Regions from separate parts of the Homo sapiens genome. Here all the other regions are linked to region 3. Evidence: chromatin contacts called from ENCODE Hi-C or POLR2A ChIA-PET data. All regions are on one chromosome and are shown on one strand. The core of a region is the stretch at or near the end of the contact, and the rest is flanking DNA. Distances in the headings are between cores, read along the strand shown. Region 1 overlaps LETM1 (leucine zipper and EF-hand containing transmembrane protein 1). Region 2 holds the start of NSD2 (nuclear receptor binding SET domain protein 2). Region 3 holds the start of HTT (huntingtin). Region 4 holds the start of TMEM128 (transmembrane protein 128). Region 5 has its middle 100 kb from the start of FAM53A.

Region 1 (5,508 bases), core at 1,584-4,083, 1.2 Mb before region 3:
TTGTCTTCCACAGACAATGCCTGCATTCAGGAAAAACTAAACACTACAAACAAAATCAGAAGGGAGAGCAAAAGAAAAAGGCCTACGGACCACCCAGTTATTAGAGTAATCAATGTGAACTAGAGTTAGTGCATTCAAAAAGACAGATGACAAGAGGAACAGTTTTACCTGAGAACTGAAATCTTAAGAGCTCCTAGTATGAATAAAAGAGTAACCAGCCGGACACAGTGGCTCATGCCTGTAATCCCAGCACTTTGGGAGGCCGATGTGGGCAGATCGCTTGAGGTCCAGAGTTTGAGGCCAGCCTGGCCAATGTGATGAAGCCCTGTCTCTACTAAAAAATACAAAAAATAGCCGGGTATGGTGGCGGGCGCCTGTAATCCCAGCTACTCTGGAGGCTGAGGCAGGAGAATCGCTTGAACCCAGGAGGCAGAGGTTGCAGTGAGTCGAGATCTCGCCACTGCACTCCAACCTGGGCAACAAGATCGAAACACCGTCTCAAAAAAAAAAAGGAGTAATCAGACCTAGAAGGAGGGCAGCGCCCTGAAAGCACAAAAGGGCGTGAAGCACAGAGGCAAGCACGTGCGATGGACAGGACAGGGCAAAGGGGCAAATGGACCCTCGATGAAGACCCTGATGTGAGGAGAGAGGCACAGAGGCACTGTCATCAATAAGCAGGATGAACACAAAGACAGACACAACTAAGCAAGTTATTATAAATCTGACGAAATCCAAACAGAGAGATCATCCGAGAAGGTGCCAGAGAAAAGACATCCATCTTCAAAGGATCTGCAATCTGCAAGTGGCAAGACTCCTAGTGAGCTTATTTTCGATCGTTCAGCATCTTCCAGAGTTTCTACAATGAGGACATGCTGCTTTTATCATCAGGAAACGAAAAGGTAAAACACCAGAGCTGTGGCGCGGAGTATGGCCAGGCTCACCTTGTCGTCTGCCTTTATGGAGCGCAGCCGCATGGTAAGCTGGAAGCGCAGGAAGTTGTTGGTGCCGATGGACTGTAGCTCCAGCAGCTTGCACAGGGCCACCAGCTGCGGCCGTGTCAGGTTGTCCAGGGTCAGCTCATCCTCAAATAATTTGGAAAAACGCATGATTTCCTCATTGCTGGGCCTCTCCCCTGTTTCCCGGATCTGCGGAAGTGGTCACAAGGGTCATCCCCGGGACACGCGCCCACCCGGCTCCCTCCCACGACCAACCACATTCCCAAAGGGTGCTGCCTCTCATCCTCAGGGACTCAAACCACTGACTACTTCTTCTTTTTTTTTTTTGTTTGAGACAGGGTCTCGCTCTGTTACCCAGGCTGGAATGCAGTGGTGTAATCTCGGTTCACTGCAACCTCCACCTCCTGGGTTCAAGGGATTCTCCTGCCTTAGCCTCCCGAGTAGCTGGGATTACAGGCTGCGCCACCACACCCAGCTAATTTTTGTATTTTAGTAGAGATGGGATTTCACTATGTTGGCCAGGCTGGTCTCAAATACCCGACCTCAAGTCACCTGCCCAGCTTGGCCTCAAACCACTGACTTCTGACTCCGGTGCTGGGCTAGCCTGGGGAAAGGTGGCGTCTGGCCTGTGGACCTCTCCTGCCTGAACCAGCAAAGCTGAGGCTGCTGTCTGCTGGGGGAGACGCCCGGGCCCACAGGCTGCTGCATGCAGGTCCTGTGATCCTCTCTCTGCCACAGAAGTGGCCGGGACCCTGCTGCTCTGGGGCAGGAAGAGGTGCACCTGTGTGCACCTACATCTCCCACGGATGACTGCCTGAGCCTTGGGGGAGGGGTGGCCATCTAGCTCTTTAGGGAGAGCTAGAGTCCCTTAGCGTGGATCACTCAGGGCCCTTTGGGTGATCCTCTGCAGTTCCTACCACCTGAGGGACAAGCCACCAGCTCAGTCTCTGCCAAGAGCTGGGCTAGGAGGGTACCTAGCAGAGGTGACAGATGAGGGAGGACGAGGCTGACTTGGTGCCCAACTCAAATCGTAACATGCAGGATGCCAGCTCTGAGACACAATTTCAGGTGTGCTCCTGGGGGCGGCCCTATGCAGCACACCCCCGTGCAGGTGACTGCAAGCACATCCTTCTTGGCAGCTGGGCGGCCCAGGAAAGGTTGGGACGGGCCCCTCCTGCTCTGCAAGGCACGATGTCCTGGGTGAGGCTCCCAAAGCATGGCTCCCCCTAAAACATCTTGCTGGAACCACCACCCACTCCCTGGGGGGCTCAGCAGCCCCATGGCTGTGTCGCCTCCTCCCGAGAGGCTTCTCCGTGGTTAGGCCTCAGCCTGGCAGTCTTTTCTGTCAAGGGCCAGACAGCAAGTATTTCTGGCTTTGCAGCCATGGAAACCACTCGCCTCTGTGCTGCAGCGGGAAAACCCCACAGACAACGCACACGCATGGCTGGAGTTTCTAGGCCCTGGTTTAAGCTCTTCCTGCACTTCAGACACATCCTTCTCACTCCAAAGTGGCACAAGTCCCTCAAGCCAACAACACCGGCCTCGTGAACCCCATCTAGTCCTCAGGGATCTCGGTCCGTGGCAGCTGCCGTCTCCCCATCCTCACCTCACTCACCACATGACCGCAGGAAACCTCAAGGGCCGCTCCTCCTCTCCAGCCCCCACTGCTCCCACAGTCCAGGCCTCTGACCAGCCCCTGGGACCTGGGATCTTCTTGACTGACTCCAGCCAGAGGGCAATGCCCAGCAGAGGAGCCCGGCCAAGCCACCCACACCTCACACCATCAGGGTCTCAGGCTCCTCATGGGTCAGATTCTACTGCTCCTGGACAGCTGCAGGGTGATGAGACACAGACGCCCATAATTCTGAAGGCTGACGAGGCGCAGCCACCACAGCTTAACTCACTGGGAGCTCGTGGGGGCAGACTCCTGACACTCCACTGGCCCCCGACTGAGCCTCCTGGGTAAACTTTCAAGCGCCAGCCAGCACCTGGGGGAGCTCCACTCTGCTGAGCACAGCGAAAGGGAAACAGAAAATCAGGGAAGGCTCCCTGGTGAGGTCACAGGGACTCAGACGTATCACAGCACCTTCTGGAAAAACACAGAGAAGTCTTTGGTGGCGCTGCCCTTGGCTGCCTTGTTCTTCAAGGCCATCTCCTCGATGGTGTCCTGGAGGAACTTGGCCAGCTCCAGCTTGACCCGAAGCTCCTTCTTCAGCCTCTCCTCCTGCAAGGGCAGAGAGGGCACTGCATTCCAACTGCTCAGACTGTGGTTCGGGCAAGGAAAACATCTCACGCCTGTGCCCGACCCCCACTCCCAGAAACATTTCACAACACACTGACTCTCATCTAAGTGCAATACATTCTCAAACTCTTTTATTTCATGGTTTTAAAAAGTACCCGTGTGGGCCGGGCACAGTGGCTCATGCCTGTAATCCCAGCACTTTGGGAGGCCAAGGTGGGTGGATCACCTGAGGTCAGGAGTTTGAGACCAGCCTGGCCAACACGGTGAAACCCCGTCTCTACTAAAAACACAAAAATTAGCCAGGCATGCACACCTGTAATCCCAGCTACTTGGGAGGCTGAGGCACAAGAATCGCTTGAACCCAGGAGGTGGAGGCTACAGTGAGCTGAGATTGCACCACTGCACTCTCCAGCCTGGGTGACAGAGCGAAACTCCGTCTCAAAAAAAAAACAAAAACAAAACAAAAACAAACAAACAAACAAACAAAAACAAACAAACTCGTGTGATTCCCTAAAGCAAGGATCGGCACACTTTCCGTAATGGGCTAGACAGGAAGGCGTCTGGCCTTCATGGCTGTGTGGTCTAAAACAAATGCTTAACTCTGCTGGTGCCTCACAGACAAGACACATGACTGGGCATCGCAGGTCCCCACAGGGCTCTGCTGAGAACAGGCAGGGTCCTGATCTGGCCTGTGGGCTGCAGCTGGCTGACCCTGCCCTAGAAGGACCTCATGACTCCCCTATAGCACCGGTAGGGGAGTGTTCCTGGTCTAGAAAACCTGTATTTTAAAATACATTGAGCTGGAAGCAGTGGCTCACACCCATAATAACACTTTGGGAGGTCATGGCAAGAGGATTACTTGTGCCCAGGAGTTTGAGACCAGCCTGGGCAACATAGCAGATCTTGTCTATAAAAAACAAAAAAAAATTAGTCAGATGTGGTGGCTTAGCCTGTAGTCCCAGCTATTCGGGAGCTAAGACAAGAGGATCACTTAAGTCCAGGAACTTGAGGCTGCAGTGAGCCGTGATCGCACCACTGCACTCCAGCCTGGGTGACAGGGCGAGACCTGTGTATGGTGGCACACATGCCTATAATCCCAGCTACTTGGGAGGCTGAGGCAGGAGATTCGCTTGAACCCGGGAGGCAGAGGTTGTATGCAGTGAGACAAGATCGCACTGCTGCACTCCAGCCTGGGTGACAGAGCGAGACCCTGTTTCAAAAATAAATAAATAAATAAATAAATAACGAAATAAAGAGAAACAAATCCAAAACCCAGCATCCACTAAATAATTATTGCACAGCACAAGGACAATATGAAGATACATAAAGTCTCAAAAATATCTAGCACCTGAAAAGTCACAAACAAGGAAGCCATCACAATGAATTTCAGACTCATTCTAAAACAAGCAGTTGGGATGCTGCCCTTACCTTGAGTGACTGAGTCTCAAATGTGGATGGCAACATGTTGGGGAAGAGCTTCACAGCAACAGGCAGCAGAAACTCCATGAACGGCACCACCACGAACACAAGGAACGGCACCAGGCGGAAGAGGTCAGCGCAGATCCGGAGAAACTGGAAGGGGCGGAATCCATCAGAGGGGAGCAGAGCACATGTGGGAACAAGGGCAAGGGGTGTGAGCATTTCTCCTATAATGGTTTATAGGCACAACCTCAGGCAGCGACTCACAGGACCCACTGAGGACTCTAAGTTCCAGAACCACTTAGCAGACCATTCCCAAAACCCACTTCTTTCTCAGGGTCCAAAGCAGGTACCAGCAGCCTCCAGAAAAGCAGGGTATGGTGCTGACACCAAGGGCCACTGGGTGCTCCCAGCGATCGAGTCCTCCGAGGACACCGGCCAGCACTCTGGGCTCGGGGGCCAGCAAGTGAGGGCTGCAGGCTGAGGACTGGGCATTACTAGCGTGGTGGAGAGTCACCAGGATAGGCTGAGCCACACCTTCTCTTGGAGGGTGCTCTATAAGGAGGGCTTCTCTTGTGTTTCCTAAGACTATACTACAAAGCAATCATTAGGAAAAAACCCAAGTATTTCATTGACATAAACAAACTAGTACTTGATGCCATTAAAGAAACATCCAATTTGAAATAATCAGAAATCCCTGTGAAGCCTGAACAACTGCTGGAAAACAGCGCGGGTGATGCTGCCCCTCCTTGGTGCTGCTCACAGGGGTCCCTTGGCCAAGGTGTTCCATGTAGTTCCTACGTTTCCTGCGTTTCCACTGGCAACAAGTGAGCGTTCCCAGGGAGACGCCCTGAGAGCAGCAATGTCCTCCTCCTCATCAGCCTCTCTCCC
Region 2 (5,536 bases), core at 2,295-4,794, 1.2 Mb before region 3:
TTGTATCCACTGTTACAGTGTCACACAGAGTATTTTCACTGTCCTAAATATCATCTGTGCTCTGCCTACTCATCCCTCCCTGCCCTAACCCCTGGCTAATCTTTTTATTGTCTCCATAGTTTTGCCTTTTCCAGAATGTCATGGAGTTGGAATCACACAAGTTTGTAGCCCTTTCAGATTGGCTTCTTAGTCAGTTTTCTGTTGCTTATAGCAGACTACCTGAAACTGGGTGATTCATAAAGAAAATGAATTTATTTACTTATTTTTGAGACAGGGTCTCACTCTGTTGCCCAGGCTGGAGTGCAGTGGCAGTGGCACAGTCATGGCTCACTCAGCCTCAACCTCCCGAGCTCAGGTGATCCTCCCACCCAGCCTCCTGAATAGCTGGGACTACAGGCATGTACCACCACACCCAGCTGATTTTGTAGTTTTTTTTTTTTTTTTTTTTTATAGAGATGGAGTTTTGTCATGTTGCCCAGGGTGGTCTCAAACTCCTGAGCTCAAGGGATCCCCCATCTCAGCTTCCCAAAGTGCTGGGATTACAGGCGTGAGTCACTGTGCCTGGCCGGAATTTATTTCTTACAGTTATGGAGATTGGGAAGTTCAAGGTCCAAGAGGTGTGTCTGATGAGAGCCTTCTTGCTGGTGTGGACTCTCTGAAGCTTCCCAGGCGTCCCATGACAAGGGGGCTGAGCATACTAACTGCTAGCCCAGGTCTCTCTACCTCTTGTTATTTTTATTTTGAGAGATGGGGTCTTGCTGTATTCAAACTCCTGGGCTCAAGCAGTCGTCCCCCCTCAGCCTGCTGAGTAGTTGAGATTACGCCCTGATAATGAGGATCTTCTTTTCACGTGCATCCTTGCCATCTGGGTATCTACTTTGGGGAGGCGTCTGTGGAGGTCTTTTGTCCACTTTACTATAGACAGGGTCACATTCTGTTGCCCAGATTGGAATGCAGTGGTGCAATCACAGCTTGCTGTAGCCTCATGTAACTCTTGGGCTCAGGAGATCCTTCTGTCTCAGCCTCCTGAGTAGCTGAGACTACAGGCATGCACCACCATGCCCAGCTGTTTTTTTATTTTTTTGTAGAGATAGGATTTCAATGTTGATCAGGCTGGTTTCAAACTCCTAGCCTTAAGGGATCCTCCTGCCTTGGCCTCCCAAAATGCTGGGATTACAGGTGTAAGCCACTGCCTTTTTGTCCACTTTTTAAGACGAGGTCTTGCTATGTTGTCCTGGCTGAAGCGCAGTGGCTATTCACAGGTGCAGTCCCACTACTGATCAGCATGGGAGTTTTGACCTGCTCTGTTTCTGACCTGGGCTGGCTCCCCCCTCCTCAGGCAACCTGGTGGTTCCCAGCTCCTGGGAAGTCACCATACTGATGGCAAACTTAGTGCAGACACCTGACTGGCATAGCCCAGAACTAAATGATCCACCTGCCTCGGATTTCCAAATAACTAGAACTACAGGTGTGAGCCACTGTGCCTGGCTTATTCACTTTTTGTTATTTTTTATTTTTTGAGACAGTCTTGCTCTGTCACCCAGGCTAGAGTGCAGTGGCATGATCTCGGCTCACTGCAACCTCCACTTCCCGGGTTCAAGTGATTCTCCTGCCTCAGCCTCCTGAATAGTTGCGATTACAGATGCCCGTCACTATGCCTGGCTAATTTTTGTATTTTTTTTTAGTAGAGACGGGGTTTCACCATGTTAGCCAGGCTGGTCTCGAACTCCTGACCTCAGGCGATCCACCTGTCTCGGCCTTCCAAAGTGCTTGTATTAAAGGTGTGAGCCACCATGCCTGGCACTGGCCGTAATTTTAAAAATTCATTTATTTGTTTGGTGATAGAGACGAGGTCTTGCTATGTTGCCCAGTCTGGTCTCCAACTCCTGGGCTCAAGCAATCCTTTCACTTTGGCCTCCCACAGTGCTGGCTCACACTTCTCACAGGTGTGAGCCACTGGCCTTGGCTCCATTTTGAATTAATTTTTGTTAAGGGTGTAAAGTCTGTGTCTAGCCTGATTTTTTTTTGCATGTGGACATCCAGTTGTTCCAGCACCATTTGTCGAAAAGACTGTCTTTTCTCCATTCCATTTCCTAGAGTCAAGCTCAGCTGACTCCATTATGTGGTCTATATCCGGGTTCTCTATTCTGTTCATGGATCTATTTGTGTATTTTTCCACCAGTACCACAATGTCTCAATTACTGTAGCCTTATAGTAAGTCTTGCAGCAACCCTTGTTTTTTTGGGGGGGCCACAACTCAACCCATACAGGGGCCCAGCACCTGTGAAGGGACAGCAGCGGAGGCGGCGCGGGAGAGGAAGAGGAGGTGAACTGTGGCCACTCCTTGGTGGCTGGAGGTGGGTCCGGGGAGGCAGGACCTGGGCTGAGGTGTCGTTCTATAGCCCGGGTAGCGCACTTTCACAAAGCTCTCCTTGACCAAACTCTCGCCAGGCTCCCCTGGGCCCGCTTCTCAGCGAGGGCTCAAGCTGGGCCTGTAAAGCTCGAGCAGACACTAAGGCTCAAGGCCGAAGGTGTTCCCGGCTCCCTGAACCTGCGTGACAGAAAACCCAAGGCCGCCGGCTCCGGCAGCACCTGGAGGCAGGAGCCGAACTTCCATGGGCGGCGGGCAGCAAATCACACCGGCTTCAACCGCCCGGCCCGCCCACTTTTTGCAGCGTCTGACTTCCCCGCTCGCCCGCGCCGCTTCCTCCTCCTCCCTGTGCCGCACGCAGTCGCCCGCGCCACCCCCTGAAGCCCGGCTCTACCGCAGCGGCGCTGGGGTAGCGCCCCTGGACCAGGCGTCCTCCCCTCGCGAGCGGTCCTCCCGCAGCCGCGCCCAGCTCCGGGTCGGACCCTCGCCCGGGGGACTCGTTCACGCCCTGCGGCCGTTAGGCGGGAAGAGCACGACGCCCTGCCCTGCCCCGTCGTGGCGTCTGACCCTCTCCGCCACGTCTGTTCTGAGGCTCCGGGCCCGCCACGGCGGGGCCTCTGCGGCGGTTTCCCCACCCGTCCCCGCACTGCCGCTCCGCGAGGCGGACGCCGCTAGCAGCCTCCCGCGGGCCCCAGGCCCCGCGCCCCTCTCACGGGACAGGAGCTTGGGGACCCGCGCGGGCGGGCCGCGCGCCCAACGCCAGCCTCCGCGGCCGCGCGCCCACGGCTCGGGGGCGCCGGCTCCGGACGGTGATTGGGCGCGGATCGTGACGTCACTGAGCGCGGCGCCCGCGGGCGCCGGGTCTGGGCCGGGTGCGCGCCGCCGAGTAGCGGGAGCAGGGCGCGCGCCCGGCGCTACTCTGAGGCGGCTCGCGGGGCCCGCGGCCCGGCCCTCCCGGCGCTGCCAGCCCCGCCCGCCCGCGCGGCCCCCACCCGCCGCGTGCCTGCCCGCCCCGCCCGTGCGCGGCCCCGGCGCGGATTTGAAAAGCCCGGTCCGCGGGCCCCGCGAGCGCGGCAGCCAATCAGCGGCGCGCACTTTTCCCGCGGCTTCTGCGAGGCGGCGGCGGCCCCGGCTGCGGCGGCGGCGGCGGGCGGGAGGCGCGGGGGCGGGGTCGGCGCCGCGCGCGAGAGCCTCGGCCTGGCCGCGCTGCGCCCGCCGCCGCCGCCGCCCCCTCCCCGCCTGGGCCCTACCGCCGCACGGCCCCGGCCCCCTCCCAGCCTGCCGCTCCGGAGAGCCGCCCGCCGAGGATGCGACGCACCGCAGGTCACTGGGGCGCCCGCCCAACAGTCGCGGGCCGCCAACCGCCGGGGCTGGGGCCGGGAGGCCGGGCTGTGGGAGGCCTGAGGGGCGGCGGGGAGGACCGCGGAGGCCTGAGGGGGCGGGAGCGCCGGGAGGAGTGGGGGCACTGAGGAGGCCTGAGGGGCCGGCTCAGGGGCTGGGGGACCGGGAGGCCGGGCGGCCTGAGAGGGTCGTGGGGACCGCGAGGACCGCGGAGGCCTGAGGGCCGGCGGGAGGACCGGGCGGACCGCGGAGGCCGGGACGAGTCCGGGCAGGGGAGGGGCGGCGGCCTGCGGGCGGCGGCGGCTAACGGGGCCGGGCGGGCGGGCGCGGCCATGTTGGGCCCGGCCGGGCCCTGCGGCTGCACCTGTGCCCGGCCCGGCCGAGGCGGCCGCCTTTGTTCCCGCGGCGCCGAGCGGGTCGGGCCGGCCTTTGTGCGGCGCCCCCGGTCCGGGGCGGCCGCGGTGGGAGGGGCAGGTTGGGGTCCCGGGGCCGGCGCCGGGGCCAGGGGTCGGGCCGAGGGTCGCTTTTTGTTTGCAGGCGGTGTCTGGCGTTGACACTCGCGGCGCCCGGGCGTTGGTCAGCGCGGACGCTCCCCCGGGAAGCCGGGCCGCGGTCCGGCCCTTGGCAGGTGGAGGCGGGGGTGAGCCGGGTGTGGGTACCCTGCTGGGGGGCTGCGCGCCCTCGGCGTCCGGGCCTCCGCCTGGGATGTTCCCCTCGCCCCAGGATGCAGATTGATAGTCCTTGAAGCCTCAGTGCATGAGATGGGACCTGGCGACTTAATGGCTGGTTTTGCTCCACTCACAGGAACCGTGGTTTAAAATCTCGGCGTTTAAAAAATGCTGGTCTTAAGTTTCGGTAGAAATAAAATGGATGAGGGTATTGTATAGGACCCATTGCAGCACGAATCTTTCTGTGCCCACGATGGGCTTTGACATTCAAGTGGAAACATAGTATCAAAACTGATGTGGTGACGTTAATCGTTTTTAGGTAGATAACGTGTATTTTGTGTGTGTGTGTGTGTGTGTGTGTGTGAGAGAGAGAGAGAGAGAGAGAGAGAGAGAGAGAGAGAGAGAGAGCGCGCAGACCCTGTGAAGACAAGACTAATTGGATAAAGTTCAGGCCTGGCTCAGGAGCAGCTCTTCAGTGCTACCCACCTGCTTCACAGACTTTCAAGCCTTGATTTTTAAATGAGTTAAACGCCAGCATCACGCATGGGTTATATTCACTCTATTTTGTGTATTTCAAATATCAACGTGGAAAATAACTTAGGAGCCATCCCATTTATGAACTTGGGACTTAAACTTTTTAATTTTCCCAAAATGTTTTAAGTGCCCTAGTTACGTATTTAAATGTGATGAGAACAACAATATTTTAAAGAGCAGAACGCCAACAACATAAAGCAAACAAGTTCTGTGAGCACAGCCTTTCCTTGTGTACTTGATGTGTGCTCTCATTCCCCACAACTGATGGTGGTTCAAATCTAAACTGCCAAATGGAGATGAAGAGGACTCATGCTTTAAGCACGATTACTTTGAGTCATTTCCTTTTCTTTCCTTCCATTTTCTCAGCCACCCAAACCCAGCAACCTTCAGTTTTGGGCTGATGGTTGGTAGAGTGAGGACTTACTGCACAATTTTGAGTTTGTGTAAGCTTTTGTGAAGAGCTCTGATCTCAGTACAAAAATTGTCCTCTCCTGACTGCATTAATACCAGAGTCTGGCCTCTGATTATAACAGTAAAGATTTTATTTTAAGAGTATGAGGTAATTAACTGAGAATTTGAAAGAATGATGGACAATTTATCGTATCTATTCGTATGTAACATA
Region 3 (6,021 bases), core at 1,849-4,348:
GCGGCTGCTAGGGTGCAACTCTATTACTTATTGTTATGGGACGAACTGTGTCCCTCATTCAGGTTGATGTCCTAAGCCCCAGAACCTCAGAATGGGATTGTATTTGGAGACAGGTTCTTTAAGGAGGTAAGGAGGCTAAAATGAGATCATTAGGGTGGGCCATAATCCGACTGATGTCTTACAAGAAGAGATTAGGACACGGACATGCTCAGAGGGACGGCCACGTGAGGACACCAAGAAAGGCAGCTGTCTGCAAGTCAAGGACAGGGCTCAGGGGAAACCAACCTTGCCAACACCTTCATCTCGGACTTCTAGCCTCTAGGACCATGAGAAGATACATTTCTGTTGTTTAAGCTGCCCGGTCTGTGGTACTTTGTTATGGCAGCCCAAGTAAACAAATACAGTCATCTGCTGCTGGAACAAATCACCCCAGCACTGTGGCTTGGCAGCACACATGTCTAGTCATAGAGTTATATGTAGTTACGTGTAGAGCCATATGTATCGTCACACGTTCTGTGGGTCAGGAATTTGGACCCAGCTTAACCAGCTCCACTTCTCGCCAGGGTTCAGTCAAATACCAGCTGCCTCCCACCTGAGAGCTCAGCCGGGGAAGGGTCCCTTTCCAATCTCACGTGGTGTTGGCAGGATCCAGTTCCTCATGGCCTGCTGGACTGAGAACCTCAGTTCTCACTGCCTGTTGGCCAGAGGCCGCCTTTATGTCCTCGCCATGTGGGCCTCTCCAACATGGCAGCTGACTTCATCAGAGCATCCATGCCAAGAAGGCAACAGAGAGGGCCAGGGAGACTGAAGTCATACCCTTTTGCGACCTAGTCATGGGGTGACATTCCATCACCTTTGCCCATTGGTTAGAAGCAGGCCACCAGGTACAGCCCAAGCTCACGGGGAGGGGTCATACAAGGGTGTCAATACCAGGAGGTGAGGGGTGCTGGGGCCATCTTATGAGTCTGCCCACTGAGGTAACTAACAACCTTGAGGCCTGACACAGTGGACAAAGGCCCTTATTAACAGCAGAGAACTGGGAACTTTATTTATTTATTTATTTTTGAGACAGAGTCTCACTCTTGTCACCCAGGCTGGAGTGCAATGGCATGATCTTGGCTCACTGCAACCTCCACCTCCCAGGTTCAAGCAATTCTGCCTCAGCCTCCGGAATAGCTGGGACTACAGGCATGCACCACTACACCCGGCTAATTTTTGTATTTTTAGTAGAGACAGGGTTTCGCCATGTTGGCCAGGCTGGTCTCGAACTCCTGACCTCTGGTGATCTGCCTGCCTTGGCCTCCCAAAGTGCTGGGATTACAGGCGTGAGCCACCGCACCTCGCTGGAACTTAATTTTTTTAGAGACAGTGTCGCTCTATCACCCAAGCTGGAGTGCAGTGGTGCAATCCTAGCTCACTTGCAGCCTCAAATTCCTGGGTTCAGGTGATCCTCCCACATCAGCCTCCCAAGAACTGGGAACTAACAGCTGTTTCTCTGCTGTCCTTCTCAAGAAAAGGGAGGCTACTGCTACCCCACTGGGGACAATGCTGGGTTTCCCTTTAGGACAGGCTCTGAGACAAGGCGGAGGTGCTGTTTGTGGCCACAGAGCAGGGGACTCTGGGTTGCAGGTGTGGCCTGGCTAAAGTAGGCTTTACTGGGCTCCTCTCTGCCTGCATCACCCCCCGGCTGGGCGGTTGTCTCTGAGGCCAACCTTACTCCCTGCTGGGCAGGCTGGACAGCTGCCCTCTCCGTTTGCCCCTCTACCACCCAAAAGGCAGGAGGCTCTGGAGACCAGGACCCTGCCCGCCACGGCCTGTGTCCCAGGCGTGAGGGGGTGCCCCACAGACCTCTGCTGAGCTGCTGCTGAATGACGCCCCTTGGGGGTCCTGCCGGAAGGTCAGAGCAGGGGTGCACTCCCATAAAGAAACGCCCCCAGGTCGGGACTCATTCCTGTGGGCGGCATCTTGTGGCCATAGCTGCTTCTCGCTGCACTAATCACAGTGCCTCTGTGGGCAGCAGGCGCTGACCACCCAGGCCTGCCCCAGACCCTCTCCTCCCTTCCGGGGCGCTGCGCTGGGACCGATGGGGGGCGCCAGGCCTGTGGACACCGCCCTGCAGGGGCCTCTCCAGCTCACTGGGGGTGGGGTGGGGGTCACACTTGGGGTCCTCAGGTCGTGCCGACCACGCGCATTCTCTGCGCTCTGCGCAGGAGCTCGCCCACCCTCTCCCCGTGCAGAGAGCCCCGCAGCTGGCTCCCCGCAGGGCTGTCCGGGTGAGTATGGCTCTGGCCACGGGCCAGTGTGGCGGGAGGGCAAACCCCAAGGCCACCTCGGCTCAGAGTCCACGGCCGGCTGTCGCCCCGCTCCAGGCGTCGGCGGGGGATCCTTTCCGCATGGGCCTGCGCCCGCGCTCGGCGCCCCCTCCACGGCCCCGCCCCGTCCATGGCCCCGTCCTTCATGGGCGAGCCCCTCCATGGCCCTGCCCCTCCGCGCCCCACCCCTCCCTCGCCCCACCTCTCACCTTCCTGCCCCGCCCCCAGCCTCCCCACCCCTCACCGGCCAGTCCCCTCCCCTATCCCGCTCCGCCCCTCAGCCGCCCCGCCCCTCAGCCGGCCTGCCTAATGTCCCCGTCCCCAGCATCGCCCCGCCCCGCCCCCGTCTCGCCCCGCCCCTCAGGCGGCCTCCCTGCTGTGCCCCGCCCCGGCCTCGCCACGCCCCTACCTCACCACGCCCCCCGCATCGCCACGCCCCCCGCATCGCCACGCCTCCCTTACCATGCAGTCCCGCCCCGTCCCTTCCTCGTCCCGCCTCGCCGCGACACTTCACACACAGCTTCGCCTCACCCCATTACAGTCTCACCACGCCCCGTCCCCTCTCCGTTGAGCCCCGCGCCTTCGCCCGGGTGGGGCGCTGCGCTGTCAGCGGCCTTGCTGTGTGAGGCAGAACCTGCGGGGGCAGGGGCGGGCTGGTTCCCTGGCCAGCCATTGGCAGAGTCCGCAGGCTAGGGCTGTCAATCATGCTGGCCGGCGTGGCCCCGCCTCCGCCGGCGCGGCCCCGCCTCCGCCGGCGCAGCGTCTGGGACGCAAGGCGCCGTGGGGGCTGCCGGGACGGGTCCAAGATGGACGGCCGCTCAGGTTCTGCTTTTACCTGCGGCCCAGAGCCCCATTCATTGCCCCGGTGCTGAGCGGCGCCGCGAGTCGGCCCGAGGCCTCCGGGGACTGCCGTGCCGGGCGGGAGACCGCCATGGCGACCCTGGAAAAGCTGATGAAGGCCTTCGAGTCCCTCAAGTCCTTCCAGCAGCAGCAGCAGCAGCAGCAGCAGCAGCAGCAGCAGCAGCAGCAGCAGCAGCAGCAACAGCCGCCACCGCCGCCGCCGCCGCCGCCGCCTCCTCAGCTTCCTCAGCCGCCGCCGCAGGCACAGCCGCTGCTGCCTCAGCCGCAGCCGCCCCCGCCGCCGCCCCCGCCGCCACCCGGCCCGGCTGTGGCTGAGGAGCCGCTGCACCGACCGTGAGTTTGGGCCCGCTGCAGCTCCCTGTCCCGGCGGGTCCCAGGCTACGGCGGGGATGGCGGTAACCCTGCAGCCTGCGGGCCGGCGACACGAACCCCCGGCCCCGCAGAGACAGAGTGACCCAGCAACCCAGAGCCCATGAGGGACACCCGCCCCCTCCTGGGGCGAGGCCTTCCCCCACTTCAGCCCCGCTCCCTCACTTGGGTCTTCCCTTGTCCTCTCGCGAGGGGAGGCAGAGCCTTGTTGGGGCCTGTCCTGAATTCACCGAGGGGAGTCACGGCCTCAGCCCTCTCGCCCTTCGCAGGATGCGAAGAGTTGGGGCGAGAACTTGTTTCTTTTTATTTGCGAGAAACCAGGGCGGGGGTTCTTTTAACTGCGTTGTGAAGAGAACTTGGAGGAGCCGAGATTTGCTCAGTGCCACTTCCCTCTTCTAGTCTGAGAGGGAAGAGGGCTGGGGGCGCGGGACACTTCGAGAGGAGGCGGGGTTTGGAGCTGGAGAGATGTGGGGGCAGTGGATGACATAATGCTTTTAGGACGCCTCGGCGGGAGTGGCGGGGCAGGGGGGGGGCGGGGAGTGAGGGCGCGTCCAATGGGAGATTTCTTTTCCTAGTGGCACTTAAAACAGCCTGAGATTTGAGGCTCTTCCTACATTGTCAGGACATTTCATTTAGTTCATGATCACGGTGGTAGTAACACGATTTTAAGCACCACCTAAGAGATCTGCTCATCTAAGCCTAAGTTGGTCTGCAGGCGTTTGAATGAGTTGTGGTTGCCAAGTAAAGTGGTGAACTTACGTGGTGATTAATGAAATTATCTTAAATATTAGGAAGAGTTGATTGAAGTTTTTTGCCTATGTGTGTTGGGAATAAAACCAACACGTTGCTGATGGGGAGGTTAATTGCCGAGGGATGAATGAGGTGTACATTTTACCAGTATTCCAGTCAGGCTTGCCAGAATACGGGGGGTCCGCAGACTCCGTGGGCATCTCAGATGTGCCAGTGAAAGGGTTTCTGTTTGCTTCATTGCTGACAGCTTGTTACTTTTTGGAAGCTAGGGGTTTCTGTTGCTTGTTCTTGGGGAGAATTTTTGAAACAGGAAAAGAGAGACCATTAAAACATCTAGCGGAACCCCAGGACTTTCCCTGGAAGTCTGTGTGTCGAGTGTACAGTAGGAGTTAGGAAGTACTCTGGTGCAGTTCAGGCCTTTCTCTTACCTCTCAGTATTCTATTTCCGATCTGGATGTGTCCCAGATGGCATTTGGTAAGAATATCTCTGTTAAGACTGATTAATTTTTAGTAATATTTCTTGTTCTTTGTTTCTGTTATGATCCTTGTCTCGTCTTCAAAGTTTAATTAGAAAATGATTCGGAGAGCAGTGTTAGCTTATTTGTTGGAATAAAATTTAGGAATAAATTATTCTAAAGGATGGAAAAACTTTTTGGATATTTGGAGAAATTTTAAAACAATTTGGCTTATCTCTTCAGTAAGTAATTTCTCATCCAGAAATTTACTGTAGTGCTTTTCTAGGAGGTAGGTGTCATAAAAGTTCACACATTGCATGTATCTTGTGTAAACACTAAACAGGGCTCCTGATGGGAAGGAAGACCTTTCTGCTGGGCTGCTTCAGACACTTGATCATTCTAAAAATATGCCTTCTCTTTCTTATGCTGATTTGACAGAACCTGCATTTGCTTATCTTCAAAATATGGGTATCAAGAAATTTCCTTTGCTGCCTTGACAAAGGAGATAGATTTTGTTTCATTACTTTAAGGTAATATATGATTACCTTATTTAAAAAATTTAATCAGGACTGGCAAGGTGGCTTACACCTTTAATCCGAGCACTTTGGGAGGCCTAGGTGGACGAATCACCTGAGGTCAGGAGTTTGAGACCAGCCTGGCTAACATGGTGAAACCCTGTCTCTACTAAAAATACAAAAATTAGCTGGTCATGGTGGCACGTGCCTGTAATCCAAGCTACCTGGGAGGCTGAGGCAGGAAAATCGCTTGAACCCGGGAGGCAGAGTCTGCAGTGAGTTGAGATCACGCCACTGCACTCCAGCCTGGGTGACAGAGCGAGACTCTATCTCAAAAAAAATTTTTTTTAATGTATTATTTTTGCATAAGTAATACATTGACATGATACAAATTCTGTAATTACAAAAGGGCAATAATTAAAATATCTTCCTTCCACCCCTTTCCTCTGAGTACCTAACTTTGTCCCCAAGAACAAGCACTATTTCAGTTCCTCATGTATCCTGCCAGATATAACCTGTTCATATTGTAAGATAGATTTAAAATGCTCTAAAAACAAAAGTAGTTTAGAATAATATATATCTATATATTTTTTGAGATGTAGTCTCACATTGTCACCCAGGCTGGAGTGCAGTGATACAATCTCGGCTCACTGCAGTCTCTGCCTCCCAGGTTCAAATGCTTCTCCTGCCTCAGCCTTCTGAGTAGCTGGGATTACAGGCGCCCACCACCATGTCCAGCTAATTTTTGTATTTTTAGTA
Region 4 (6,214 bases), core at 1,146-3,645, 1.2 Mb after region 3:
ACACACACACATTGTGAAATTATTACCACAATCAAGTTAATTATCACACTCATCACCTCACATAGTTACCACTGGTGGGGTAACAGGGGGAGGACACAAGACCTACTCTTAGAAAATTTCAAGTATACAATACAGCCTTATTAACTATAGTCACTATACTGTATGTACATTAGATCTCCAGACCTTATTCATCTTATAACTAAAAATATGTACCCTTTGACCCCCATCTCATATTCATCTTCGTATCACCACACCTCCAACACAGGGCCTGGCAGAGAGTAGTAGGTGCTTACTGTTTGAAGAATTCAACTAACAAAATATAACACGAAAAATCAGACTTGGGTTTAATTTACAAAGCAATAAAATTTTCTTACCTGCTAGTGTGGAAGTTTTCTTTAAGGGTTTTAAAGAAGTCAACATAATAGGTCACAACAATGGATGCCAAAATCCAGAATCCAGAATGGATATTAAGTCTTGGAAGAGGTTTCTCCTTTTTCTCAACAGCTGTGGAGGTTTCTGCAAATAAGGGAGATTTCAACTTATTAAGTTACCACAATTTTGCGAGGAAAAATTACACTTAAGCCAAATAAAATCATTTCCTAGAGCTAAGAAACAGTCTCTCCCATGATAACAAATCCTTCTGTAAAACCCTTGAGATAGGTTTATATTTACAAAAAATAAGAGCCCACTATAAAATATGGTCAATACAGTCAATTTATTTCCTCTAAATACATTGTGAAATCAAATTTACACTTTCATCGTCTTTCGGAAATAACAATGTCACCTGGAAATGTAAGAATTTTAATATTATGTTTCACATTTCTTCTAGGAAAGTAATTAGTCTTGTTAATTAGGAAAAATGCCAAAGGCAAACATTAGCGCATGAACTGGACTTGTGGTCTTCCAAGAACACTTTTATAACTAAATTTTTTTTTTTTGAGTCGGAGTCTTCCTCTGTCGCCCGGGTTGGAGTGGAATGGTTTGATCTCGGCTCACTGCAACCACCGCCTCCCGGGTTCAAGCAATTCTCCTGCCTCAGCCTCCCGAGTACCTGGGATTACAGGCGCCTGCCACCACGCCGGGCTAATTTTTGTATTTTTAGTAGAGACGGGGTTTCACCATCTTGGCCAGGCTGCTCTATTTGGCCAGGTTGGTCTCGAACTCCTGACCTCGTGATCAGCCCGCCTCAGCCTCTCAAAGTGCTGGGATTACAGGCGTGAGCTACCCTGCCCAGCCTATAACTAAATATTTTAGTTACTTTAAACACAGCTCAAAAGTGGAAACGGCACACCAGAGCTCTAGTTCCAGCACAGCACTGTCTAGACAGGTGATGGACAAGACATTTTTCCTGTCTGGAACGCAATCTGAAAGAATGGGTGGATGGGGGTTGGGTCAGATGGATGATTTCTATTAAGTTTTCCGGGGATTCTGACATGCCCTCTAGGTTCACGTGAGAATCAATGGTCCACATCTGAGGTTTTGGGCCTTTAGATGACCATCGGAAACCCTGGGAAGCATGTTCGTAATATTCTGGGATATCCTCAAAATGTATACATCATCATGCCTGGGCATGAGGTTATTCGTGTTTTTAATTTTAAAAGGTAATAAATGGACGTGGTTTTAAAACATATGAGATAAAAAATATCCAAAATGAAGTATCTGTCTCCCATCCTTAACCTCAGATCTAATCCCCAGAAGCAACCACCACTTACAATTTCTACTGAATTCTTCCATATTCTATGCATTCACAGGTGAACATACATCACAAGTTACCTGTTTTGTACCCAAATGGCGGCATACCATAGTGTTCCACACTTCCCTTTGAAAATCATCCCCATTGGTACATACGAGTCGACCTGATGTGTCAGGTATACATATACCCAAATTTACTTAAACAGCTTTCTGCTGACGGGCAAGGCAGATATTTCCAGTAATTCGCTATTACAAGCAATCCTGAAGTGAAACACTGCGCACATCATTGTACACTGCGGTACACGCATGTTTCTGGTAAATCCTTAAGACTTAAAACTGGTGGGTATTTTTAATTTTAATCGCTATTTCCAAATAGGTGTCAAATCAGCTCTCCAGAGAATTCTGAAGCGCAGCTGAAATGACGATGCACAGCACTCCGCGATTCTAAGGATCTTCCCTGACATTAAATATTCGACTTGCAAAGCCGAAACTCAGTCCTTCCAGACTGGGCCAGGGCTGCCGGAGGCCGGCCGTTTTCCGACGCCTCGCCTCTGAGAACCTCGGGGCGGCTTGGTGCGCGCCTCACCCGGCCCGGCGTCACCCTCGCGGTCCAGCTGGGCCTCGGCGTCCGGCAGGAGGAGGAATCGCCGCCGGAGCTGCTGCCGGGCCCGCGAGGAGTCCATCTTGGTACCGCCCCGAAATGCGACGGAAGTGACGTCAGACACAGCGCTTCCGGCGTCCGCTCCGGGTCTGGACCTCCTGGCGTTTGGATTGGAGACTGTGTTCTCTTCGCTGTTTAGTTAGCGAGCAGCTAGGGTGGAGTCGGCCTCAAAGGTTCCGCTCTCATGTCGGCAAGTGTGATTTGAATTTTAAAACACTGAGCTTTGCCGGTGGAAGAGTTCCCAAGTTTATTCCGACCTACGGAAGCCCAGGAGGACCAGGATTACCGCTGCCGCTGGATGCGTCCAGGGCCGGGATGCGCGACCGTGAGACGCTGCGCTTCCGAAGCCCTCGCAGGCTTCCGGGTGCCAGAGCAGGAGACATACCCTCTGTCCAGCCTTCCACTCTCAGCCCCCAGTTTTTTTCCTACTTTTGCTTTTCAGGAGTCGTCCAGCAAGACTTGAAAGGAGGAGAAAGGCCTGCTGGACAGGATGCTAGAGCCTGGCAGTGACCACTTGGGGGCCCTGGGCATTAAATAAACTTCTTGGGGCCCGTTTCGTTATTACACTTGGCTCTAGATTTGTTGTGCGTTTCAGTGAGAAGTACCTGTATGTGGTTCATGTGAGCCTCCTCCTCGCCACTTGTGAAAAATCCTCCCAGCCTGAACCGAGGGAACTAAATTGCTTTCCCAGCAAACTGCGGTTTTCCACACTGCTCACGCCCACAAACTGTGTGTTACGAGTTCACAACTTTTTCTTCGTCAATAATCCCGCGTATTACTCTCCCAGCCGTTTCCCAGCGTGTCATGTGCTGAGAAATGGTGGGCTTAGCCACGCAAACGTTTACTGAGCATCTACTATTTGGTAGGAGCTGTTAGGCACCATGCTAGCAGTGGAGATAAAGATGAGTAAGACATGGCCTTGCACGTGAGGAGCTCCTTGTCCAAAGAAAACCACAGAGGTATATTACAAGAAAACTCTATTTGTAAATGTATGAAAGCATTTCATCAATGCAGCCAACATTTTCTGAGCAGCTGCATGTGATAAAATGGTGAGGACAGAAGAATCTAGTAGAGGAAGCAGCTTCAATACAGTGCCATAATAAAAACACTGTACATGGGGCATAATAGAAACACTGTACATATAAAGGGCAGTTTATTCTGCTGCAGTGTGGGAGAGCAGGGAGAGTGGTTTCAGGTGAGTTGAATACAGGGGTGGAGAGCCAGCTACATAGGAAGTAAAATTTGAATTAGTAGGCACTGTTTAATATCTTCGATGTGTTGGGGTGTTTGTAAAAGGAATGTAATAAGAAATACTCAAGAAAAGAGTGCCAGCCGCGCGCGGTGGCTCACGCCTGTAATCCCAACACTTTGCGAGGCCGAGGCGGGCGGATCACAAGGTCAGGCGTTTGAGACCAGCCTGGCCAACATGGCGAAACCCCGTCTCTACTAAAAATACAAAAGTTAGCCGGGAATGGTGGCCGGCACCTGTAATCCCAGCTACTCTGGAGGCTGAGGCAGGACAATCACTTGAACCTGGGAGAAGGAGGCTGCAGTGATCCTGCCACTGCACTCCAGCTTGGGCAACAGAGTGAGATTCCCTCTCAAAAATAAAAATAAAAAAAATTAAAAAAAAGAGAGAAATACCAAATCCCTACTGATTTATCATTTCTTCAGCCTTTCTTCCCCCTTCGGAGCACAGGATTTAACAGCTGGGTGGATCATATGGCCTTTCTAAACAATACCTCCTTTATCCTGTTTTTTTTTTTCTGTTTTTTTTTTCTTTCAAGACTCCTAAAGAACTGGATTCATTTATTCAAAGTCAACTGAAGTCTTTGCCCTCTCTTCTCTCTCGTACGGGGTTAGAAGCCTTGTTAACAGGAAGTGAATTTGTCCCATCAAATACAATCTTCTGTTGATTGTCTCCTCGAAAAAGGGTCAGTGCAGGGCCTCCGTGGTAACTGAATACTCCCAAGAGCATCGCCGCTATCCCAGGTTCCCATACATGGTATGTTCAGGTCAGATCAGGTTTCTCCTTTTGTGGTTTCGGGGCCTTTGAATTTGGATCTGAAATCCTTCCAGAGTTTTTTTCTCTGCAATTTTAAATGGCACTACTTGCACAGCATATTGATGATACTTAAAAGGAGGTTGGAAAAATTCCAGTATTTAATGACCACATCTTCATTTCTGAGGTCCATTAAAGAAGCCCTTTGGGCAGGTGCAGTGGCTCATGCCTGTAATCCCAGCACTTTGGGAGGCTGAGGCAGGTGGCACCTCAGCTCAAGAGTTTGAGACCAGCCTGGCCAACATGGTGAAACCCCGTCTCTACTAAAAATACAAAAAAAAAAAAAAAAATTAGCTGGGCATGGTAGCAAGCGCCTATAATCCCAGCTGCCTGGGAGGCTGAGGCAGGAGAATGGCTTGAACCCAGGAAGTGGAGGTTGCAGTAAGCCAAGACCACCCATTGCACTCCAGCCTGGGCAGCAAGAGTGAAACTCTGTCTCAAAAAAAAAAGAAAGAAAAGAAAAGAAACCCTTCAATGTGTGTACTGTGGCACCCTAATTATAGATAGATATGTGATACCAGATTTGCTACCAATTAAGAAATTTTCATTTTCAATGTGGATTACTTGTGGGGAACAAATGAATTTCATTGTGACCTTTACTGGCCCCCCCTTAGCAACATAGTTAAATCCAAGGTGTGTATAGACTGTCAAATCCTGCCTCCATCACTGTGGGTCTTTGGGCAAGTTATTTTATTGTTCTAAGTATCAGTTTGCTCATCTGTGAAACATCGGGTATTGGAGTGAAGATACATGTATACAGATTGTTTAGCTTAGTGCCTGGCATACATAGTTTGCCTCCAAACAGCAGTAGTTACTATTCTTAGTAATTTGGCTTGCCAGGCCTTCAAGATCCGGCACCTGTTCGCCCCTTGATCAGTGTTCCCTTGTCCCTGGGTTCCAGTGACTCTATTCATGTCTCTCTTCCAAGAATTACCAAGCTTTATTGTTATTTTCCTTTTGCCCTGTGTTTCCCCCAGTTGATTGGGAGAAACAACCATGTCTTGGTATCCCCCAGTACCTTGCAAACACCGAGCACACGGCAGGAACTCCATTAGCTGTGCTTACTTTGGTCCTTGAGCACAGCTAACTTGTCTTCAATATGGATATACATGTGTCTGCCTACCTCTGAGAAACCACTGCTGCTTTCTATAGTGGTCCTGCTCAGATCCCAGAGACTGACCCCGTCCTAGGGGAGGGCACAAGACCCAAAACAGACCTCTCATCCTCCACGTCTTAGGCTGGGAAGATGTTCACGGTTGCTTTGATATGGTGAGCTCTGAGGTCAGTTTGGGCTTGGGGCTGCTGTTCTGGAAATGGGAGCCCACGTGGGAAGGAAGCACTGAGAGGCAAGCTAAGAGGTCTTGGTAGCATTGCGCCGCCTCCCAGATCTAGCCAAGCCTTAGTTAATCCTGTTAAGGAACTGAGCTCTGGAGCTAGCTGCCTGCCTGGCTGTCATTGCCGGTCCTGTCATTACTGACTCTTTGAACCTTGAGAAAGCATCTTATCCACTCTTTGCCTTAGTTTCCTCACTTGCAAAATGGGGTTAAGAATAATACCCACCTCACAGGATTGGGTAAAGATTAAAAGTATTAATACATGCGAAGTCTTTAGAGCAGCCCATAGAAAACTCTCAGTAAATCTTAGCTGTTATTATCCATTGCTGAGACTTTACAGATGGTTAAATTTTCCCTTTTTTAAATTAATTTTAATTTCAGTTGTTTTCTGTTACTTGAAACTCTGAGGCCAGACCAGTACCACCCTGTTCTCTCACTGTGCTGTGTAGCTGCCCCATTGGTCCC
Region 5 (6,208 bases), core at 1,809-4,308, 1.5 Mb before region 3:
AGGATGAAGTGCTCACTCGGAAAGTGACAGCATGATCAGTGGCGGCAGTAATCGCAGAGAATCGCGGGCTAAATTATTCCATAACCGTGATTTGAGGGGACAGCCCAGAGCACCCCACAGCTGCCTGCAGCACAGCGACGTGTCCTGATAAAACATCCTTCCCAATTTACGGGGCCGCGCTTGACTAATCTGCCTCCGCGCGCACACTGTCTAATCATGCCATCAGCACCGCGAGAAGGGGCTCAATTGGGACTCCAATGAAAGGAGATTGGAAAACTACCCTCAATTGAAATTACATTTGTAAATGAGGCAGAGTTTTCTGTTCAGAGTGTGAACGTTACGGTAAATCTGCTCCAGAAAGTCGAAGAGGCGGCAGCGGTGGGCAGGCCGGGGACGCCGCAGGGGCGACTGGGACTGTGCCCCGGCTGGGGCCAGGGTCCACATTCTGGAGAGGTGCCCGGCACCATGCTGGCCCCTGGGGACAGCCCCAGGAGAGGAGAGGGGCTGTGGCGGAAGCCCGGAGAGTTGGGCCTAGTTTGTCAGACATCAGACTTCACTTCCCACTCTGTAAAATGGGGCGCAGGGCGGCCTCCTTGAGGGAGGGGGTAAGACAGAACGAGGGGTGAGTCAGAGCTTAGTTGGTCTCCTCTCTGCCTTCCAAGGGTGCCCCCGCCCCTCCCTCCCACACTGCACACTGTTCCCGGCCCCTCCCTCCCTCCAGCCCTCTGTGCATCTGGTAGTGTTCCGGGTCCTCTCTGAGGCAACTGAGCGGGTACGGTGGGGACAGGGGCACTTCCCGCACCAGGGTGTTGGGTCTGAGGCTGTCCTCGTGGTAGGGGAGGGCTGGACCCAGATCACCTGCCTGACCACGTGCCCAGGACATTGGCCAGGCACACTCACTGGGACACTGCAGGAGGGGAGCACACAGGGAGAGCAGAGGGGACCATGTGCCAGACGAATGGACCTGCCCCCTCCAGGACAGTGGCGAACCCAGGGGAAGGTGGCCTTGGGCCCTGGAGGTCCTCTCCCAGACAGAGGCAGGGCCTGTGCTCAGGGCTCAGGGATGGCCATGCGGACCCCGCCAGCAGACGGAGCCTGGACGCCAGCAGCTCCCGTGGCCACAGGGTGCGGGGTGGTAGGGGGGCTACTGCCTGCTGGTCTCACCTCGTGGACTGCTGGCCAGAGTGGCCCCAGCAGCAGCGGTGAGGTACCCAGCACCTCCTCAAAGGCCTTTATGTAAATCAAGTCCTAATTAGGCCATCCGGCGTTTGTGTAGAATATCATTTTTTTAATTACCAGCCCTGGGCAGGTTCCCCGGCTGCCTGTTGTGCGCCAATTACCATAAATCCCCCGGTAACAATTAACAATGTTGGAGCGAGCTGCATGTATTTCCAATGTTATAATTATGCGCGGCGCTCTTGTTAATTGGCCTATCTGACTCTGTACTTTTTATGCCGCTCATCTGCTCATTACCGCGGCCATTTAATTCAATTAGCACCTTAATTAGAGGGACAGCCTTGTCCAATGTCGGGGCCTTGTCAGGGAGCCGCCTGATGAGCAGAGACAAACACAGGCTCTGCCGGGACCAGGCAGCCGCAGGGCTGCGGGTCGGGGGCTGCAGGTGAGGGGCTGCGGGGGTGCAGGTGGGGGGCTGTGGGGGTGCTGCCCGGGGATGCTCTGGGGGTTCTCCCCATGCCCTTGACCTGGCTGCCCTTGCAGGCCGGGGTGAGCAGCCACAGCACGATTCCTGCCTGCGATTCCTGCCTGCCCTGAGCGCCTTCCCCTGCCACGACCTTCAGGCGCCTGGGAAGGTCTGCAGTCCTGGCTGTCAACACCCCCAGGCCCCCCCCAAGCCTGGACACGGCCCCCAGACCGGCACGATGTCCAGGCTAGGTTTTGTTTTGTGCCAGTCTATTGAAATCGCTATTCCCTGCCTATTAATTCTCCTAATTAGAATTAAATGAAGCATGCTAAATTGCTAGATTAACCAATAATTAAGCAGCCACTGCACTAAAACTGAACACCCCGGGTGGCCTGCACCCCGTCTGCGTGCAAGTGCCAGGGGCGGGCGTGCCAGGCAGGAGGGGCCGACCAGCCTTGGGGACAGCGGTGCGTGCGCTAGTGCCCGCACCCGGTGTGTAGAAGGGCGCGAGCGTTGGCGTGAGAGCCGGTGTGGCCTGGAAGCTCTGCAGGAACGTGTGGGGGTAGGAGGTGAGGGGACCCTCAGTTACGGGGAGAGGGCATCACACGGGCCTTGCTGGGGGCAGAAGATTTGTCGTGAGCGCGACAGACCCACTAGACTCTGCAGGTCCCCATGGGAAGCGCCCTGCCCTCCACGCCCACCTACGAGGTCGCGACCCCCCTACCCCGAACCGCCCTCTGCAGACAACGAGGCTCGGAGGAGGCAAGCAGCGAACCAAAGCTCCCACCGTCACCAGGGAAGGGAGGGGAGGGCAGGGCAGGGAAGGGGCGGAGGAGGGGAGAGAAGAGGGGGAGAGGAGAGAAGAGGGGGAGGGGAGAGAAGAGGGGGAGGGGAGAGAAGAGGGGGAGGGGAGAGAAGAGGGGGAGGGGAGAGAAGAGGGGGAGGGGAGAGAAGAGGGGGAGGGGAGAGAAGAGGGGGAGGGGAGAGAAGAGGGGGAGGAGAGGGGTCGCCTCTCGAGGCAGAGCAGGCGGGAAAGGGCGCGGCCCGGCTGCGACACCCCTAGGCCCCCCACCCCCGCAGGCGCAGAGCCGGGGCGCTCCCCCCATTGCACCGCCCGCCCTCCAGGCCGGAATCGAGGTCCCCTTCCCAGCGCTGCTGGACGCCCCTCCCGAGCGCTCCCGAATCCGACCAGCCCGGAGGCGGCTGCGCCTCCAGGGGCTCCCGTCAGGCCCCTGCCCCCCCTGCCCTCCCTGCCCTGGCGCGCCCCCGCCCCTAGCCGCCATCCCCGCCCGAGGGTCCCAGCCAGAGCCCCGGCCCCCGGCCCCGCCCGCGCCTGCTGGGCGCCCCCTGGTGGCCTCGGCTGGGCCCTGCCGCTGCGCCCACGGCCCTCGTGGGAGGCCCCTCCCTACCCCGGCCGCCCTCGGGCCCCCACGGTCTACTACCCCATGGGGACCGGCATGTCAAGCCCCTGCGTGGGCGCCTGCGCCACCCCCCCGCCCTCCGCACTCGCCCCCTTGTCCCAGCCCCGCGTCCTGGGGAGGAGGCTTGGGCCGCAGCCCAGCACCCAGAAGTGCAACGCGCACGGGTGGGGCCAGGCTCGAGTCAGCCGGTGACGCAGCCTCTGTGTGACCAGGGCGGATGGCCCGACCTCTCTGAGCCCCCGTTTCCCCGCCTGTAAAAGGGGGTGGGGCTGCCTCCCAGCGCCGCTGCGAGGCGTGAGTGAGTTACGACTCAGAACGCCCAGGTCCGAGGTGAGCACACGCGACACCCGCGAGCCACGGCCACGCGTGTCCCCAGGGCGCCTCCCGCCACGGGCTGGCCAGGAGTGTCCGCGCTGTGGGGATACGAAGGGGCGCGGCCCCAGCGCTGCGGGGCCCGCAGGGAGGGCGCAGGGGCCGAGCATCCGCCCCGGGGCATCCACCCATCAGGCCTCGCCGTAAACTTCCTCCTAACAGCCGCTCCTGCAGCCGGAAGATATTGACTCGAAGGAGAAACAATGGCAGGAATAAAATAAAAATAAAAAAGTTAATTATCCTTTGTGTTTGTAATTTAATTAAAGATGCAGTAAAGTTTTACTGTTTTTCCAGGTGATGATGTTTAGAGCCCCGAGAAGCTATTTGTGCTGGTGAGATTAAAGTGCATTTTAAAATGTTCCTCCAGTACTTTCACATTTGTTGATAGATTTTTAAATTAAACTTTAAATTGTAATCTAAATTACCTCCAACAATTCATGGTCCCTGTAATGAACTCCCACCGTTCCCGCTGTCATCCGTCGATGATGGAGTGCGAGCCGGGAGCTGCAGCCCCGCGGCCGCCGAACCAACCGCGGAGGCCAGGCAGCCTCGCCCCAGGGACCCCGCCCACGGCGCCCTACACCGGCGGCCAGTCAGGGAGGCCAACGCCGCGAGACGGAAGCAGCCATACCCCGCGGGCCACCAGTGTGGCCAGAAAAGATCTGCAGGGATGTGAGGGCAGCTCAGAGCTGAGATCTAAGGCTGGGGCAGAACCGGACGGCGCAACAAGCTAGGGAGAAAGCATCCCCGGCGCGGGGTGCACGGAGCCCCAGACCCCACCCGCCTCCCGCCCGGACCCCGCCTCCACTCAGGGAGCCGGGCCCCACCTCCCGCCCTAGGCCCCGCCTCCTACCTCGGGCCCCACCTCCCGCCTAGGCCCTGCCTCCTGCCCAGGCCCTGCCCCCAACTCAGGGCCCCGCCTCCCGCCCAGGCCACGCCTCCCACTGAGGACCCTGCCTCCCGCTCAGGGACCCGCCTCCTGCCCGAGCCCTCCCTCCCTCCCAGGTCCTGCCTCCCGTCCAGGTCCCCGCCTCCCACTCAAGGCCCCGCCTCCCACCCAGGCCCCGCCTCCCACTCAAGGCCCCGCCTCCCACCCAGGTCCCCCCCTCTAACCTGGGCCACGGCTCCCACTCAGGGCCCCGCCTCCCACCCAGGCACCGCCTCTCACCCAGGCCCCGCCTCCACTCAGGGCCCCGCCTCCCACCCAGGCCCCCCCTCTAACCTGGGCCACGGCTCCCACTCAGGGCCCCGCCTCCCACCCAGGCACCGCCTCTCACCCAGGCCCCGCCTCCACTCAGGGCCCCGCCTCCCACCCAGGCCCCCCCTCTAACCTGGGCCACGGCTCCCACTCAGGGCCCCGCCTCCCACCCAGGCACCGCCTCTCACCCAGGCCCCGCCTCCACTCAGGGCCCCGCCTCCCACCCAGGCCCCCCCTCTAACCTGGGCCACGGCTCCCACTCAGGGCCCCGCCTCCCACCCAGGCACCGCCTCTCACCCAGGTCCCGCCTCCACTCAGGGCCCCGCTTCCCACTCAGAGCCCCACCTCTGCTCAGGGCCCCGCCTGCGGCCCAGGCCCCGCCCCTCACCCTGGCCTCGCCTCCTGTGGTCTTGCATGCCACAGTTGCTCAGACCAGACTTTCATCATAATGTCCCCTCCCTTACAGAAGTAGAAGTTAAAGACAAAACCAATTTTGAGTTTCCAATTTTCTCCAAATGTTCTAGAAATCGGTCATTTTCTTAAATATTTAACTGTTACCTGAATTTTCTCTTCCTCGTGGTCCTGCATATCTGGAATATTACTGGCAAAACCCAATTAGACTTTTAAGACATGTATGTGTTTCTAAGCAGGCCAAATATCTTTTTTTGTTTTGTTTTGTTTTTAAGACAGAGCTTTGCTCTTGTCGCCCAGGCTGGAGTGCAATGGGGCAGTCTTGGCTCACTGCGACCTCTGCCTCTGGGTTCAAGCAATTCTCCTGCCCAGGCTCCCAAGTAACTGGGATTACAGGCACCCGCCACCATACCCAGCTAATTTTTATATTTTTAGTAGAGACAGGGTTTCTCCATGTTGCCCTGGCTGGTCTCGAACTCCTGACCTCAGGTGATCTGCCCTCCTCATCCTCCCAAAGTGCTGGGATTACAGGCTTGAGCCACCATGCCCAGCATTTTTTTTTTTTGATATAGGGTCTTGCTCTGTCATCTGGGTGTGAGTGCAGTGGTGTGATCACAGCTCACTGCAGCCTCCTCCAACTCCTGAGCTCAAGTGATCCTCCTGCCTTGGCCTCCCAAAGTGCTGGGATTACAGGTGTGAGCCATCACTCCCCACCCAAAATTTCTTTACATCAGCCACACAGAGCTCCTTGACTACTTGAAGGCAGCACATGGCAAACAGCCGAACCTTGTCAGCAATCCAAGAAATGAGCTTTAGGACAGCAAGGAGACGCCATTCTCATGTCACGTTTCAGCGTTTACTACTGATATGATAAGAAGGGTCCCTGCCGTGGGGGCAGTGTGGCAGGGCAGATGCTCTGTGACCTATACTCCAGCCAGGCCACGGCCATCAGGGCATGCTGCCTAGCAGGGCTGGACAGAGTCCACGGCGTTCCTCCTGGACCCAGCTGAACGACACTCCCCTCCCTGCCACGGACGTCACCACCACCCCGCGGGGAAAGACCAGAAGGGCAGGGAGTGAGCCAGTGCCATGTATGCCACCTACACAGACCCAAGAGAGAGTGGACGGGAGGCCCTGCACCCTGCACCCAGGCTGGGAAGACCA

What was found. A loop is a pair of places that touch in the nucleus more often than their neighbours do. ChIA-PET counts read pairs that join two places held with the same protein, here RNA polymerase II (POLR2A). Pooled maps may share reads with other maps.
Region 1: a loop to region 3 is called in a pooled map, with 5 times the contacts of the local background. The contact joins the enhancer-like site here to the promoter of HTT in region 3. A Hi-C loop is called at or near these places in 1 of 50 pooled maps. POLR2A ChIA-PET finds 5 or more read pairs at or near these places in 2 of 52 experiments (OCI-LY7 and T-cell).
Region 2: a loop to region 3 is called in a pooled map, with 14 times the contacts of the local background. The contact joins the promoter of NSD2 here to the promoter of HTT in region 3. A Hi-C loop is called at or near these places in 1 of 37 single-sample maps with no recorded cell type and 14 of 50 pooled maps. POLR2A ChIA-PET finds 5 or more read pairs at or near these places in 1 of 52 experiments (activated B cell).
Region 4: a loop to region 3 is called in a pooled map, with 8 times the contacts of the local background. The contact joins the promoter of TMEM128 here to the promoter of HTT in region 3. A Hi-C loop is called at or near these places in 7 of 50 pooled maps.
Region 5: a loop to region 3 is called in a map of CD8-positive, alpha-beta T cell, with 34 times the contacts of the local background. The contact joins the enhancer-like site here to the promoter of HTT in region 3. A Hi-C loop is called at or near these places in 8 of 168 maps with a recorded cell type or tissue (B cell, CD14-positive monocyte, CD4-positive, alpha-beta T cell and 4 more), 4 of 37 single-sample maps with no recorded cell type and 15 of 50 pooled maps. POLR2A ChIA-PET finds 5 or more read pairs at or near these places in 1 of 52 experiments (WTC11).

The regions. Positions count from the first base shown.
Region 1 is chr4:1,831,803-1,837,310 of GRCh38, forward strand. It overlaps LETM1 (leucine zipper and EF-hand containing transmembrane protein 1), which reads right to left. Exons shown (of 14, transcript NM_012318.3): 4 at 4,627-4,770; 5 at 3,043-3,180; 6 at 942-1,145. Among named protein-coding and RNA genes, the nearest start is that of LETM1, 22 kb to the right of the region's middle. Within about 2 kb of position 2,834, at least 5 of the 41 ENCODE cell types and tissues checked have a DNase peak (open chromatin) inside an H3K27ac peak, as active enhancers do; they include OCI-LY7, where a contact is called at or near this core.
Region 2 is chr4:1,867,849-1,873,384 of GRCh38, forward strand. It overlaps NSD2 (nuclear receptor binding SET domain protein 2), which reads left to right and starts at 3,545. Exons shown (of 22, transcript NM_001042424.3): 1 at 3,545-3,694. It also overlaps the pseudogene RN7SL671P. RefSeq lists an enhancer at 2,474-2,975 and silencers at 2,709-2,968, 2,999-3,228, 3,279-3,978.
Region 3 is chr4:3,071,583-3,077,603 of GRCh38, forward strand. It overlaps HTT (huntingtin), which reads left to right and starts at 3,099. Exons shown (of 67, transcript NM_001388492.1): 1 at 3,099-3,506. The coding sequence starts at 3,244. It also overlaps HTT-AS. RefSeq lists silencers at 2,155-2,774, 2,925-3,364, 3,475-3,544 and enhancers at 3,705-3,934, 3,945-3,994.
Region 4 is chr4:4,245,828-4,252,041 of GRCh38, forward strand. TMEM128 (transmembrane protein 128) reads right to left here and starts at 2,396. Exons shown (of 5, transcript NM_001297551.2): 1 at 2,279-2,396; 2 at 375-516. The coding sequence starts at 2,375. RefSeq lists enhancers at 1,738-2,364, 2,667-2,776.
Region 5 is chr4:1,576,298-1,582,505 of GRCh38, forward strand. It overlaps a transcript of FAM53A not described here. Among named protein-coding and RNA genes, the nearest start is that of FAM53A, 100 kb to the right of the region's middle. RefSeq lists enhancers at 1-836, 837-1,710, 1,711-2,583 and silencers at 2,965-3,244, 4,042-4,101, 4,282-4,491, 4,865-5,091, 4,908-5,067. Within about 2 kb of position 3,059, at least 31 of the 41 ENCODE cell types and tissues checked have a DNase peak (open chromatin) inside an H3K27ac peak, as active enhancers do; they include B cell, CD14-positive monocyte, CD8-positive, alpha-beta T cell and 1 more, where a contact is called at or near this core.